Regions from separate parts of the Homo sapiens genome. Here region 2 is linked to region 1. A link is a loop called in an ENCODE intact Hi-C map of the cell type or tissue named here. Cell type or tissue: heart left ventricle. All regions are shown on one strand. Links, peaks and the distances in the headings refer to the core of each region. The heading gives the core; the rest is flanking DNA.

Evidence for each region. A loop is a pair of places that touch in the nucleus more often than their neighbours do. Peaks named below come from ENCODE experiments on the same cell type or tissue, not always from the same donor. Only the 100,000 strongest peaks of a DNase experiment are listed, where the experiment ranks them.
Region 2: it touches region 1 in a loop (3-fold over the local background); 9 of 110 quality-filtered maps call a loop at or near these places.

Annotation. Positions count from the first base shown.
Region 1 is chr4:17,332,989-17,341,326 of GRCh38, reverse strand. No RefSeq gene overlaps it. Among named protein-coding and RNA genes, the nearest start is that of SNORA75B, 16 kb to the right of the region's middle. In heart left ventricle, for the core only: no CTCF peak of the experiment used is centred there; a DNase peak (open chromatin) is centred at 4,596; H3K27ac peaks cover 187 bases.
Region 2 is chr4:16,446,982-16,455,319 of GRCh38, reverse strand. All of the region lies in intron 2 of LOC105374505 (a long non-coding RNA gene), which reads right to left. Among named protein-coding and RNA genes, the nearest start is that of TAPT1-AS1, 220 kb to the right of the region's middle. RefSeq lists enhancers at 4,747-5,253, 5,254-5,761. In heart left ventricle, for the core only: a CTCF peak has its summit at 4,406 (motif pointing left); no DNase peak of the experiment used is centred there.

The DNA.
Region 1 (8,338 bases), core at 168-8,167:
CACAGTGGCTCTTGAAAGAGTCAGGATAGATGTTATTATTGTCATGTTTTTGGATAGAAATTCGAGTCTTGGTGAACTTAAATGACTCAACTCAGCTAAGACCAGTGTTCCAGGGCCTGCCAAACCTAGTGCAAATCTTTCTTCTCTGCATTAGATCTTAATTATTTCGATGGCCATGGGACAGAGGCTGATCAAAGGGTTTTATGCAGACAACATTGGACAATATCTAGTTACTACCTCCTGCTTGAGGTGGGATATCATCTTCCCATCTCAATTGATCTGGAGCCTTAGTTTTGTTCCATAGTGTAGGGTTGGGGAGGGGGGCATCAGTGGGATCTTGACTAAAACTTACAGTCAGGACCTTGAAGGGTCCTACAAAGGGAAGGGGTGTCTGTCCTACAAAGGAAGGGGATGTACAGCTGCCTTTCAAAAATTTCCCTAGGATCATAAATTGTGAACCATGACCGCTGATTGGAACTTAAAATTTGCCTTTCTGAGGATATATGTAAGCAAGCTGAATTTCCAAACAAAGGGGATTTTTAGGCAGGAAATTTGCAGATGTTATTTATTTTTCTCTCTCACCACAGATGTGTAGCCTGTCTTTTAGGAAGGGACACAGGGACACTGGCATTCTTTGCTTTCTGTTTGTTTTTTTTTTTTTTTTGAGACAGGGTTTCACTCTTGTTACACAGCGTGGAGTGCAGTGGCACGATCTTGGCTCACTGCCACCTCCGCCTCCTGGGTTCAAGTGATTCTTGTGCCTCAGCCTCCCAAGTAGCTGTGATTATAGGTGCATGCCACACCACCTGGCTCATTATTTTTTTTGTTTTGTTTTTTTTTAAAGTAGACACAGGGTTTGATTTTATTGGTCAGACTGGTCTCCAACTCCTGACCTCAAATGATCTGCCCACCTTGGCCTCCCAAAGTGCTGGGATTACAGGCATGAGCCACCACACCTGGCCTATTCTTTGCTTTCAAGATCAGTGGTAACTGTCTAGCAAACCCATCTATTCCAAAGAGGAAGAAAACCATACAATCTCATATGCTGTTTGGGCCTGTGGAGGGCACCCCACGACAATCACAAAACTAGGAATTGATGGAGCCTGGACAGGAGCCCAGGCTTTGGACTTCTCATCTATTGCTATTTTCATGACTTCACAGTATCTCTTAGGAACTTTTGAAAATGAGTTCACATGTAGTTGCTAAAAGTTTTCCCTTTGCAGTGGAGCTGCCTCAGCCGTTTCTCCAGCATGTAGCTTTTCAGTGTTTGGCTTTGCCACTTTTGACTTCCTTTCCCCCTAAGTTTCCCCTGTAAATTAAAACCTATTTCATGGGGTTTCTCCTAAGATTAAAGATTTACCACATATAAAGCACAGAGTAAGGGCTCAGTAAATACCAGCACTTACTATTGTTAGAATAGGAAAGGAACTGGCATTGTGATGGTTAATTGTGCCAACTTGACTGGGCCAAGGGATACCCAGATAGCTGATTAAACTTTATTCTGGGTGTGTCAGGTTGAGGTGTTTCTCGAAGAGATTACCATCTAAATTCACGGACTCAGTAAAGTAAATTGCCCTCCCCAGTGTGAGTGGGCAAGATCCAATCCATTGAGAGCCTGAATAGAACAAAAAGGTAGAGGAAGGTTAAATTTTTTCTCTGCCTGACTAGTCAAGTTTGGACATTGATTTTCTTCTGCCCTTGGTTCTCCTGGTTCTCAGGCCTTTGGACCTGGACTGTAATCTGCACCACGGACTCTCTGGCTCTCAGGTCTTTGAATGACATCATCAGCTTTCCTGAGTTTTCAGCTTGCCAGTGGCAGGTTGTAAGACTTCTCAGCCTCCATAATCATGTGGGATAATAGCATCTAACACATCTCTTTCTTTTTCTCTTCTTCTGTCTGATTGATTCTGTTTCTCTGAAGAACCCTGACTAATACAGTTATCTTTCCAGCATCTATTGCTACATGCAGTAGATACTGTATTTATTACATTGTTTACTACTTAAGGCAGTCTTCTGAGTTTGGCACAATTGCTGTTATTTAATTAGAGCTGAAGGATCTCAAGTTTAGAGAGATGCTGGGTATTTAGAAAGGTCACATAGTCTCTGGTCTTTCCATTCCTCCATGCCATCCTTCAAGGTACTGGGTGGAGGTAGCAAGAAGAAGGGTTTAGTCTAATGCAGGTACAGAAAACCAAACACTGCATGTTCTCACTTATAAGTAGGAGCTGAACAATGAGAGCACATGGACACAGGGAGGGGAACAACACACACTGGGGCCTGTCAGGTGTGGGGAGTGGGGGAAGGGAGAGCATCAGAATAAATAGCTAATGCATGCGGGGCTTAATATAACCTAAGGTGATGGGTTGATAGGTGCCGCAAACCACCATGACACACGTTTATCTGTTACAAACCTGCACGTCCTACACATGTATCCTGGAACTTAAAATAAAATTAAAAAATAAAAAAAGAAAGGCTTAGTAGGAATCTAGATGATGACCCAGTTCCAAAAACCCTTGCATTTAAAAAAATAGTGTAAGAGTTTGGAGTCAGATAATAATTCTGAAGAGATGGGAGATGATATACACATTAATATGCTGTATAATAAAAAAAGATACTCTGGAATTTAGAAATGCTTTGTAAAGGCCAATTTAGGATTGAAAGTGTTCTGAATTATGATGTGTTGAGGTTCAACAACCAAGAAAGGATGTCATTAAAGGGCATAATAGGTGCAATAGGTGTAAAGATGGCGTGAAACAAAGTAGTTGAGTGGACGGTCCAAGGTGAGATGGCTATAAAATGCCCTCCCTTGGGCTTCACCAGATTGTCACACCTTCTTGCATTTCAGGGCTGCAAACATTCTTGGCCACAAAAGCTCTGTTCTTTGTCATGGATCTGCCGTAACCTGTGGATGAAACTTTGCGTGAGCCCCTGCAAATCTAGTGGATCCACAGAAAAGAAAAGACTAGAAGCCAGCTCCTCAAGGGATGCTTAATGAATTGCCTGGGATGGATTAGGCTGAAACCAGCACATCTGGACAAGTAAGACTGAGGCTGGTCCCATGGCTGGGGCGGCCAGGCATTTTCCTCAGCTAGCAGCATCAGTACACCCCCCACCAAAGAAAGACCATTTCCCCAGTCTCTGTTTTCTGGGATAGTTCTCTGGAAAAACTCATTTAGTTGCTACACCCCATTTCTCTTACTTGCAGAGCCCTGAATTCTCAGGCTCTCTAAGTGTGAGCTTTTGTGGGCCCAGTTTCAATTCATATTGCCTCATTTTCTCAAGTACCCTAGTGGATAAAAGAAGGCTGGGCATGGTAGCTCACGCCTGTAATTCCAGCACTTTGGGAGGCCAAGGCAGGAGGATCACCTGAGGTCAGGAGTTTGAGACCACCTGGCCAACATGGCAAAACGCTGTCTCTGCTAAAAATACAAAAATTAGCCAGGCATGGTGGCATGCGCCTGTAATCCCAGCTAGTTGGGAGGCTGAGGCACGAGAATCACTTGAACCCAGGAGGTGGAGGTTGCAGTGAGCCAAGATCGCACCACTGCACTCCAGCCTGGACAAAAGAGTAAGACTGTGTTTCAAAAAAATATATGTCATTCTGTATAAAATAGATGGCATGGTTTTACTCATTTCCTCACTGATTTCCTCTAGGATGACATATTTGAACACGTTTTGTATGCCTGGCCCTATCCTAGGCACTAGGAGCTCTCAAATTGCTCACGGGAAGCTGACAGCAACCCAAAATGCAATATTAACATTGTAGGAATGAAGAGTATGGACGATAGAATATTACTGTAAAGGAGGGAGAGATTAGATTGGCCTGCAAAGAGCAAGTGAAAGATCATGGAGGTATTTGGACTGGGGCCTTAGATTTACCAAGGGATTCAGGCAGAGGGAGTGGAATAAGGAGGCAAGGGTGCTAAAAGTCATTGCTTCCCAAAGGCTGGCTCATGTAGGATCAAATTGTTGAATGATGAATTTACTTAAAATTCAATTCACTTTCCCCATTCCCCCCAACTTTTTATTTTGAAAAATTTCCACATTGTCTCACTCTCTCACACTCAGTTTTTCTTTTAGCTGAACATTTGTAAACTGCAGACATGATGACACCTCAGCCCAAAATTCCAGCAAAGGTCTCCTATGAATAAGGACAATCTACCCCATAACCACAATACCATCAGTACACCTTTGTGTGTGTGTGTTTTTGCACACTTTTCAGGGGCTTATTATTGTTTAGTCTTTTCAGGATTTTAAAAACAATAAAACAAATTAAACAAGTAGGTTACATTATAACAAAATGCAAAGGCAAAGTGACCGAAGTGTTCAAGAGTAAATAAAACAGAGGGCTATAGGCATAATGAACAACAAGAAAACCCCTTCATTTATGAAATGCTGCAAATTGGCTCTGAGTGAAATGAGCTGGAAACACAAATTACTTTGATGTGGTTTGAGTTCAGGTGTCTCTTGCTGCCAGAGAGCGTGTGAGGCGGATGTGACTCAGAGAGAATGGGTCTCGGGGTTCAGATTTTATCCCCAAGGCAAAGGTGAGAGGAAAGTTTTAAACATGACAGTGACATCATCAGCTATGTGAGAGGTGGCTCTGCATCTCTAGGCGGATGGACGGAGAGGCTGTGGGAAGTGGCAGGCTGGCCGGGCGTGAGGCTTTGGCAGTCGCAGGAGGGAAGATAAAAATGGCCTGAACCAGGGCTCGGGGCCTGGCCAGGAAGGACGTCACTGTGGTGAATCAGAGGAAGCCCACCATCTGCCTCAGGCCCTCTGACCTTCTGGAAAACTACTGAGTTGTGTCAAAATTACAACAATAAACTATGGAGTTCTCAATGGTGCCTTTCCCCCCGTCATGGAGAAAACTAATCATGTTGCTAATTGGCATGCCTCTTATTTTGCATAGACACATTCCTAATAATAAAAATACCTGCAGTGTCCCAGGAATGTGAAATGCCTTCATTTGGTTTGCTTTCACTGCAAAAAATCTAATAATTTTTTTCAGGGTAGAGATGGGTGGTAGTTGACTTAAAGAGTAAGAATATTACCTACCTCAGCACAATTAGCAAATCAGTTATGGTGGGACTAGATATTGACTTTTGCTTTAATTAGGTATCAGGAAAGATACCATTCCTGGAGGCCAGCATATTTTCATTTTTATTCGGATAGCTCTCAAGTGTCTGATGAAGTAAGTAAGAAAATGTCTTGAGGAGAAATGGGTTTGTTAAAGATAACATGTGTGATTTCAAACCTGAAAATGTGTTGTAGATAGACAAGAAAAGGTCCTCCTTCTTTAATTACTACTGCTCGAAATTAACAACACCATCATCAGTGTATTGATTGTGCAGGAAAATGTGTTTACTCATGACATGCTCACAGATGCTCTGTGCTGGGAGTTGGGCTCTTAAGAGGACCTACTTGGGAGGGCAGTGAGATCAGGATTGGGGGTGGGGGCATCCTGGAACTTGCAAGAGCTGCTCCTGGGGTTGGATGTGGAAGAAAGGAGGAACTTGCAGGTCGAGAGGACTGGGAGTGAACGAACAGGTGTCACAGATGCAGAGGCTACACAAAGTCATGGAATCCAACTGGACTCCACGCTGGGGAGTGGGATGTAACAGATAAGGGGAAAGTGGGAGAAACAGGGCAGCCAAGTCAAGAGCATGAGCTGGCTTAGGCCAGTAGAATGCTGACTAGACCACATTGGGTGATTTACCCCGCTTGGGGGTGAGGCTGGGAAGGGGGCACTTACTTGAGGGGTGGTGGTGAAGCAGTTTAGACATTTAAGGGGATTTCCAAAAGGAAACCAAATCATAAACAGAAAATACTTTGACTCAGGTATATAGGCATCATATGTGTGTTCATATTGCACTTCACAGTGATCCCCTTATTTCTGTTTCCTAGAGCTGCTGTAACTGATTACCGCAAACATGGTGGCTGAAAACAAGAGAAATTTATTCTCTTACAATTCTGGGGACCAGAAGTCTGAAAGCAAGAAGTCAGCAGGGGTGGTCCCCCAGGCGGTTCCGGGGAAGAGTCCGTCCTTGCCTCTCTCTTAGCTTCCGGCGGCTCTGACCATCCTTAGTGATCCTTGGCTTGTGGACGGATCGCTCCAGTCTCTGCCTCTGTCTGCACAAGGCTTTATCCCTGTGTGTCTGTCTGTGTCTGTGTGTCTGAAAGGTCCCTGTTCCTTTCTCTCACCATCCTTGAATTTAGAGCCTGTTGTAAATCCAGCATGATCACATGCCGAGATCCTTAATTACACCTGCAAAATCCTATTTCCAAATAAGGTCACATTCACAGATACTGAATGGGGGTGGGGTGGGTGGAGGTGGGGAGGCTTAGGACTTGGACATAGCTTTTTGAGGCCCCTGTTCACCCCTGTTACCAAGTGTATTAGTCTGTTCTCACATTGCTATAGAGAACTATCTGAGACTGGGTAATTTATAAAGAAAAGAGGTTTAATTGACTCACAGTTACACAGGGTGTACAAGAAGCAAGGCCAGGTAGGCCTCAGGAAACTTAACAATCATGGCAGAAAGCAAAGGGTAAGCCGGCACATCCTACATGGCTGGAGCGGGAGGAAGAGAGAGAGAATGGGGAGGTGCTACATACTTTCAAACAACCAGATCTCATGAGAACTTACTCACAAGACAGCACTAGGGGAATGGTGCTAAACCACTAGAAACCACCCTTGTGATCCAATCATCTCCCACCAGGCCCCACCTCCAGTACTTGGGATCACAATTCAACATGAGATTTGGTTGGGGACACAGAACCAAACCCTATTGCCAGGAGTAAGAATAAGATACTGTACTACTTATCCATCTTGTGCTCTAGACTCTGCAAGGAGAAAACTGAAAAGGATGAAAAAGACACAGAATGTGCCCACAAGTTGCTCATACTCTAGTGGCAGGGAGGCAGGCAGGCCCTACAGTCCAGTGTGGGACTGGGCAGTAGTGTGGCCAGGGGCAGGAAAAAATGAGTAAATTTGCTATGAGACCCCAAGTCAGGAGGGTACCAATCTTAGCCTGGGGTCAGGCTGGGCTGGGCTGGAAAGTGTTCCTGGAGGAGATGCTGGCAGTAAAGAACAGAACAGGGTGTGAAAGGTGGGGAGAGGCTTTCCAGATGGAAGATACAGCCTATGCACAGGTGCAGTCAGAGGCAAGGGGAAGAGAGCACGGTGCAGGTCGGAGCCATGGGTCTGAATGGAAAGCAGAGTCTGAGGCAGGATGGAGGGAAATGGGGCAATGAGGTAGGGAGGGCTCCAGGCACCAAGAGCCCGGCATATCAAGGCAGGAATTGGGACCTTGCCTTTAGAGCAGTGAGAAATCATGAAAGTGCCTTGAAAACTACCAATTATTCTAGAAATGTGAATAAATGTGACTAACACTTTTTGCTGTATGCTGGACATTTGTACTTAGTAAAAGGAATTATTTGCAAGAAATATAATTTTGGCACTAGAAGGAAAATATGAATGCTTTGGTATTGCTAAAATTACTTTTTTGAGCCAGCCCGACATTAAATTTGAAAAGAAAAATATTTAAGAAGAATGACTGAAAATGAGCCCCATCTCCTGGTAGGAGAGAAAATGCGGGAAGGCTGACTAGCAGAATGGCAGTTGTGGTTCTGTTCAAATAGGACAGGGGCACCAGGACAGTGACTATCCCCAGGAGATCTCCAAGGAGATCAAAGCAAGGAGTAAGGTAGGGCCCCAGCCTGGAGAAGCACAGGGCCCTAGACAGGGCAACTGGACAGTTAGGAAGAGAGATTCAAGCTCAAGCCTCATCGTTGGGCTGGATCAAGGTGCCAGGCTGGGGTTGCTGGTCCCCAGTGATTACTTAGCCTCCTCTATGCAGATAGCAAGGCTTCCATTGTTTATGGACACGACTGTTCACCCACTTAGCCAGACTAGGGCACTAGAAATGAAGCGTTACTAAAACCTTCTCCCTTCTCTCTCACACCCTACCTCTTGTTGCTTGCGAAGTTTTGTTGATTTTACTTCTGTTCACTCATCCCCATTCCCTACTACACTGTGTGGTTCGGCACCTTTGGCTCTCATGTGGACATAGTTCTCTTCTCCTAGCTGGACCTCACTCCTCCAGTCACTCTATGGCTCCAATACATCCTCCATGTAGCAGCCGAAATGCCCTTTCTAAAACACCAGGAGTCTGTCTCTCCAGTTTATTCTTCACCCCATGGCTTCTGCCCTCTCTTTACTCCAAGCTCCCACCAGTACTCCCAATATAGCCTGTGACGCAGACACCACAGCCCACCTCATTCCCTGAGAGGCGTGCTCCTTTACACACCTGTGCCCATTACCCATTCTGTCGCC
Region 2 (8,338 bases), core at 172-8,171, 890 kb after region 1:
TGATTTACAATATGAGATGAACTTACTTGAGAAAGCAGCAGCAAGATTTGAAAGGATTGTCTCCAATTGTGAAAGAAGTTATATTGTGGGTAAAATGCTATCAAACAGTCTCATATGCTACATAGAAATCTTTTGTGAAAGGAAGAGTCAATCGATGTGGCAAACATCATTGTTGTCTTAAGAAATTGTCACAGCTACCCCAGCCTTTAACAATCACCACTAAGATCAGTCAGCAGTCACCAACACTGAGGCAAGATCCTCTATCAGCAAAAAGATTATGACTCACTGAAGAAGACAGCATTTTTTTTTAGCTATTAAGTATTTTAAAATTAAGGTATGTACATTGTTTCTGTTAACATACTGCTGTCTCACACTCAGTAGACTACAGTATAGTGGAAACATGACTTTTATATGCACTGGGAAATAAAACATTTGTATGACTTACTTTATTATGATATTCATGTTATTGTAGTTTGAGACAAACTGAACGTGCAATATCTATAAAGTATGCCTGCAAATTCCAGATGTTGTCATTAATAGTATCTAAATCTCAGATTGACCTGACCTGCATAGTTGCCTGAGATTTTGCTGTTATTTCCAGATCTTTGGGAGCTGAGGCAAATAGCAGTGTGGCTAAGTGTACCCAAAAGAGGGAAGCAGATGCTACCAGCAGGTCTCTGCACCATGTGGTCCTAGGCAAGGCAAAACCTCAGAATGGTGTCCTCAGCCTTGGAAACCCCTTATAAATATCTTCCAACTCTTGTAACAACCCTAAGAAGGAGTCACTAAGAAGTTAGAATTTTTTTTTGTTTTTTTTAGCCAACTCTAGTATCTGCCAGTTGAGCCACATTTGATTTGGTTGAGAAAAAAATAATTTTTTAAAATTATTATTATACTTTAAGTTTTAGGGTACATGTGCACAACGTGCAGGTTTGTTACATAAGTATACATGTGCCACGTTGGTGTGCTGCACCCATGTCCAACAATGATAGACTGGATTAAGAAAATGTGGCACATATACACCATGGAATACTATGCAGCCATAAAAAATGATGAGTTCACGTCCTTTGTACGGACATGGATGAAGCTGGAAACCATCATTCTCAGCAAACTATCACAAGGACAAAAAACCAAACACTGCATGTTCTCACTCATAGGTGGGAACTGAACAATGAGAACACATGGACACAGGAAAAAAAATAATTTAAGCAACATTCCCTACCTCTTGACTATGATGGGTCAAATGCATATTCATTTTATATGTATTATTTAATTTAATTCCCACAGCCAAACTATGGTGTTGGTATTAAATCTCCCCATTCTGCAGTAGAGCAAACTGAGATTCTGAGAGGTTAAGGAACCTTCTTGAGGCCATACAGCTAGTAAGCCAGGGTGCAACCCTAGGTCTGCCTGATTCTAAAGTGTGTGTGTGTGTGTGTGTGTGTGTGTGTGTGTGTGTGTGTGTGTGTATTCTCATCTCCAAAGGCTGACTTTTACATTAAGTGGCAAGGAGCTATTTAAATATATTCAGGCCACAAAGTGTTAATAAAATACAGAAAAAAGTCAGAAAAAATTTTTCCATTTTTATTGCCATTTCTGTCCATTTAAAATTCCTTTCCTGCTAGGTTCTAGCCTTTTGACCCTTATCTTCGTTAATGTAATGACTGGAGAGCCTTGATTGTTTAATTAGAAAATACGGCACTGTTATTCAAAGAGTTGTCACTACCTAAGCTGTAATGGTCAGAGGACAGTCTTAAAACAAGAAAAAAAATACTTGACATATCTCTCTAATTTAATTGTATTTATTTTCATATTTCTAAAAATATCCTCTCTGAAAACAGCTTCTGGGCACAAATTCAAAACTATAAATTGGTCAAGCTGACAGCACTCTCCTCCTCAGCTTCTTCATTTAGGAAATGTCCAAAACGTCATTTGTACCTTGTATTTTGTTTCATCATACCGTACCCTGGATGATGTCTCCCTCCTCTCCCATCTAAAACGTCCAGCTGTCAGCTGGTGCAGTAAGCACTGGATGAACACGGGCTCCAAGCCCCAAGTGGGAGAGGTCCAGGATTCACGGATGTCTCAGACATAGTCCCTGTTCTCAGGAGGTTGTTGTCTTAAGAAACTGCCGCACCCACCCCAGGGCTGGGCTTCTTAGACCTGAGGCCATCTCAGATTCATCCCACCATTGAGAATTTTCATGCTGGTGGTCACCTGATCACACTTTAACAATCCTGGTGTAGGGACCGGGCACAGAGGCTCACAACTGTAATTCCAGCACTTTGGGAGGCCAAGTCAGCTAGATCACCTGAGGTCAGGAGTTCGAGACCAGCCTGGCCAACATGGCAAAACCCTGTCTCTACTAAAACTACAAAAATTAGCTGGGCATGGGGGCGGGTGCCTGTAATCCCAGCTACTCGGGAGGCTGAGGCGGGAGAATCGCTTGAACCTGGGAGGCAAAGGTGGTACTGCACTCCAGCCTGAGTAACAGAGTAAGACTCTGTCTCAAAAGAAAAAGACAGAAAAAAGAAAACAATCCTGGTGTAGGGAGACGAAAAGGAAATTTCAAGGGCACTTGTCAGAAAGTTGAAATGATTGCCACCATAATAGCTAATACCTACTGAACGTTTACTCTGTGTCAGGTACTGCTTCGTGAGCTCAACTCATGTATTCCTTAAAATATTTCTATCGATGCCATTTCACAGATGAAGACACTGAGGCACAGAGTTACTAGGAAACAGAGAAAAGGATTCCTAGGGATGGGGATGGAGACCAGGTGCTTCGGGCTGAATCGTTTTCATCCAAAGTTCGTATGTTGGAAGTCGTAACCTCTGGTGCCTCAGAATGTGTCTGTATTTGGAGACAGAATCTTCAAAAAGATAATTACAGTACAATGAGGTCATTAGGATGGACCCAAATTCAGTATCACTGGTGTCCTTATAAGAAGCGAAATTTGTACACAGACCTGTGGACACACAAAGGAAGAACCAGATGAAGACACAGCAGGAAAGGGGCCATCATCAAATCAAGGAGAAAGGCCTTAGAAGAAAACAGTGGCTCACACCTGTAACCCCAGCACTTTGAGAGTCAGAGGTGGGAGGATCACTTGAGGTCAGGAATTTGAGACCAGCCTGGCCAACGTGGCGAAACCCTATTAAAACTGGAAAAATTAGCCAGGTGTAGTGGCACACACCTGTAATCCCATGTAGTTGGGAGGTTGAGGTAGGAGAATCGCTTGAACCCAGGAGATGGAGGTTTCAGTGGGCTGAGATCGTGCCACTGCACTCAGCCTGGGTGACAGAGTGAGACTCCATCTCAAAAAAAAAAAAAAAAGAAGAAGAAGAAACCAAGCCTGTTGACACCTAAAATTTTGAATTTCTAGCCTCCAGAACTGTGAGCAAATACATTTCTGTTGTTTAAGCCACCCTGTTGTTTAAGCCTGTTTAAGGCACTTTGTCATGGAAGCCAAAGCAAAACAACACAGTAGGTGTTCAACAATGGCTCATTAAAATGGCATGAAGTAGTGTTGCCGACCTGGTCTTTTTAATGACTAGGAGGTCCCATACCTCACTTTCCCGGCATCCCTTGATTAAGACATAGCAGGAATTGGCCGGGCACGGTGGCTCACGCCTGTAATCCCAGCACTTTGGGAGGCCGAGGCAGGTGGATCACGAGGTCAGGAGATCGAGACCATCCTGGCTAACATGGTGAAACCCCGTCTCTACTAAAAATACAAAAAAAATTAGCCGGGCGTGGTGGCGGGCGCCTGTAGTCCCAGCTACTTGGGAGGCTGAGGCAGGAGAATGGCGTGAATCTGGGAGGCGGAGCTTGCAGTGAGCCAAGAACACACCACCGCACTCCAGCCTGGGCAACTGAGCGAGACTCCGTCTCAAAAAAAAAAAAAAAAAAAAAAGACATAGCAGGAATTCTTAGGTGGACCCTCCACACAAAGCCACCGTTCCCTCCCTTCTCCAACCCCACTTGCTCCCCATAAAAGAGTGCTGGCCATGACACAGAAATGCAAGTAGCCAATAGCAGAGCTGTAGGCAGCTACAGGAGAGGAATGGGAAAGAAAGTCTGATGGAGCCATTCTGTAGATGGTGTGTTTCCTTCCTAGGAGCCAAGTCTTAGGCATCGACAACCCTGGGCCTTTTGTTTTCTGTTCAAAGCGACTGGCTTATTTATTCAGGGCCAATGTCTTTTTGCAGTGACTGTCAGATCTTGGTGATTTATCTGTATGTCCCAACCAGATGGCAAGTGATCAGTGATATGGGGTAATACAAGAGGAACCAACCAAATCACACACGTCACATTCACAACTAAATTCTAAATAATCCCTGCCCAACTAATATTCCTAAAACTCAGCAACTGTGGTTATATGGTTCCCCCATGTGGCATGTGGCAGTACCCCCATAACCCCCCAAAACTCAAGCACTATAATTTAGCCAAATGGAACTTCTTATATACAAAATGTTCAAACAAATCCCATTAGAATATAAATCAAATAGCACTTTAAAACAATTTGCTCAGGAAAATCCAGTATAGCTTCCTTTCAGTAGCCTAGGCAGGACAATTTTTCAGTAGTTTTAGGACACCTTGGTATTTTTTTCTTTCCCAACATGTCTGGCACCTAGCAGGCCTTCTTTCTCAAAATGCACATCATTAAACCTTTAAAATAACCCTTGAAGCCCAACGACTTTTGCACCAACCTAAATATGTCCAATTTGTACAGATAAAAGACTTTAGGCACAGAAGGGCTTAGGCATCTAGATCCTCTTCCTGCATATTAAAAAAACAAATGGAGAGGTAAGGATCTTATCTCGGGGTTCCCTGACTCCAAAGCCTGCTAGCTTCCTATTGTTAGAACCACCTTCTTTAGATCAAGGTTTTCCCTCTGAGGTTACCTGCAATGTTTATTTGTATACAGATTTACCTGAACAACATGCAGTCCCGAAAGAGGGATTCATCCCAAACCTGGGAGCCCAACCACAGAGTACCTAGCCAGTGACCTCTTGATGCACCTGTCTAGGGACTAAAGCCACCTTTTTTCACCCATCAATCCCCTTTGCTATGCTAATCAATAGGCCTCTAAATCCAGTTCAAAGAAGACCATTGTCTTGGATCTGAATTGCTCATTCCACAGAGGGATCATTCAAGTGATCCCTCTGTTTACCTGCAAATTTCAGAAAGAGACCAGGCTCTTTTATGAACTGTTGTCTCCGTGATCAAAGTGAATCGTTCAGCCTTGTGATCAAAGAGATGCTAACTCCCAGCTGGACTCCTTTCCCAAACTGCACAGCTCCCTATCAAAGCTGTAATTAAAAAACGGTTCAGCTCAAGAATTCTGATTACAGTATCTAAACAGCCTTCTCCCCACCAGGCTTTGAACAAAGCCATGGAGAGGGCCAGTATAAGCTTCAATATTATGAGAAATTACGGTGACAGTAAATACTGTGATCTCACAGGTCAATATGCCTCGACAGTCTCTAACCTGCTAATTGGCTTTAAAAATCTTAGGGGCACACAGCATGACCCATACAGAAAGGCAAAGATGGAGGAGGCAAAGTAAAGGGGAACCAAGGGGCAGGAAAAGAAGGCCCATGGCCTTTGAAAACCTCCCAGCTTTCATCCAACACTGTTTGCCAACAGGAGCTCTGGGAGACTGTAAAATTGAAGCATCACTTGGTGACATCCTGTGTCTGGGATGGTTTCATGAATTATGTCTGCAGCTGACACAATGAGCATAACAAACTTCTTGTCTCCAGGCTGACACGATTCAGCAGCCCAAAAGGTTCAAAGAGGCTTCCTTTGCAGAAACCCCATTACCCATGGGAAGGAGGGGCAGTGTTCTGAAATGAGACTTACTGTAGAGTCCGGGGCAGAGGGCAAAGAGACAAGACAAGTTAGCTAAGTTTCTTCAAAGGAGGGGAGACCAAGAAAATAAATCATTTTTGCAAAATAAAATAAATCATCACAATCACCAGGAAAGTAACAGGCGGCCAACCTTGATGATACAGATGAAGCATGTTCAATCCAGAGGCCAGTTGTTAAAAGGCAATCAAGGCCAAGACCTCTGACACTTAGCTTGTGTCAGGAGAGATCAGGACAGCACTGGGGTAGTGAAGCCATCTGCATGTTCTGAATCTTTTCTGCAGCTGAGGCTACTGATTCATGCTGACAAAGCAAAGAGAGGCCACCCTTGGAAGTCCGAGTTCTCAAGGTTATGGACTGATGCTAGCTTTAACAGAAACCCGCCGTTACTATATTCAACTCGTCTTACCCCACCAAGAATTCATCAGTTATTATGGCACAGGTGACTTGGTTATGTGGCTTATGTTTCTCCTGTAATTGTTGAACTGTTCTAGTTCTTATCCAGCAGTTCTTATCCCTTATATAGGGGTAGAAATGAAGATTGGATGATGAGGAGTGTATGTGTGGATTTCAGAACGATGAAGGGAAATGGGCTAGAATCCCAGGGACCCTGAATAATATACAAGTCGGGAAAACCCTCAAACCTTTAGTGGACGCTTGAGAAGGACCAGATGATATGCAGTTACTATATAACCCCTGCTGTCCAGCACAGGGCACAGACCTATCCATCTTTATATCCCGGGACGTAGTAATAACATCATAACATGGATTGAGTATCGGCATGCAGACGCCGTTAAGAGCTTGATAGACACTATTTGTATATAAACTATCAAGCAGGTGCTATATACTATGCCTATTTTGCCAGTGAGGAAATTTGAGACTTCAGAGTTAGAAAACTTGCCCAAGTTCACATAGCCAGTAAATAAATAACAAGAGTCAGGATATAAACTTAAGTCTTCTTGACCGCAGGGACTGACCTTGGAAATTCTACCTCTTCCCAGCACAGGGGCTGCTCAGAAAATGTTTGAGAATTTACAGTGGAAAGACAAACAATGCCCATATGGATGAATAAGTAAATGAACAATATCTTTATCTTGGAGTAGCCCCAGGTTCTGGTACTAGACCAAGTCTCTAGGTTGTAAAATTCTTTTCTTTTTATGAGGTAAGGTCTATGTGACAAAAACAAATTATCGTTGCTGTTTTATTAGCAATTAATGATTTTAAAACCCATTGTTAATAATTAATAAAGTGAAATATTAAGTGTAATTCAACTATATATTTTTTAAGTCTGCCAGGACCAGGGTCATACAGGATATAATGTAGGATTTTAATAATGGTTTGCAAATAAAAAGCTATTATTATCACATATCACGGCAATAGGTCAAAGCCAACAAAAATTATATCAAAATGGTGCAAAGGCACTTTATAAAATTTATGACCAGTCTGTTTTTAAAATTCAAGTAGGAATATAAGAGGAGCTACTTACCAGAAAAAGAAAATGTATTTCACACTGATAGTTGGCAGTCACTTCATATCAAAATCAAGAGCCAAAAAAGCAAATTCTTTTTATCATCATATTTTACACTGTTTGAGAAATTCTGACCAAAAAATATTTTAAATAGAAAATATTATTCCTTATAGATCATGTACTTATCAGTCTAAAAGCTCCAAAGGCATGTGGTATAAAGTATCAAAATTTAATGTAACTTAGCAATTTGAATGCAAGATAAACAAATAAAGAGTACCAAAAATAATGTATAAAATAATTTAAAAATTCCTATTTCCAGCAACAACAAAAATGATAATATATCATGAGACAATTCTAATGAAAACTGCGTGACCTACATAGAAAGCTGAAAGACTTTACGAAAAGATATAAAAGAAGTCTTGCATAGAAGGAGAGAGAGATACCATATGGTGAGGCTGGATATTGCTAAAGTATAAATTCTTCTTAAATTAATGTGTGGCTTGCTACAATCTTAACAAAAATCCCAACCTGACTTTGACAAAATGATTCTAAGATTCACCTATAAAAAGAAACCGAATATTGAAGAAAATGTTAAAGGGGAAGTACACTGCATTTTATAAAGCTATAAAGATTTAAATAATGTGACATATGTGCAAAAATAGCACCAGGGACAACAGCCCAGAAAATGATCCTATTATCTATCATATTCTAATATATGATAAGGAATTCATCACAAGTCAATTCCCAGAAAAGCTCGAGTTATTTAATAAATGAGGTTGGATCAATCAGCTAACAATTTGGAACACAATATATTTAAATAATTACCTTATTCCACATACTAAAAGATATCCTGATTAATTAAAAATATAATGTATATAAACAAAAATTAAAAGAATATTCAATTTAATTCTCTTTTTTGAAGGGAGAAAGACTTTCTGTTTTTAAGAATAATAAAATAATTCATAAAAGGAAAGATGGGCAGACAGATCCTAGTAC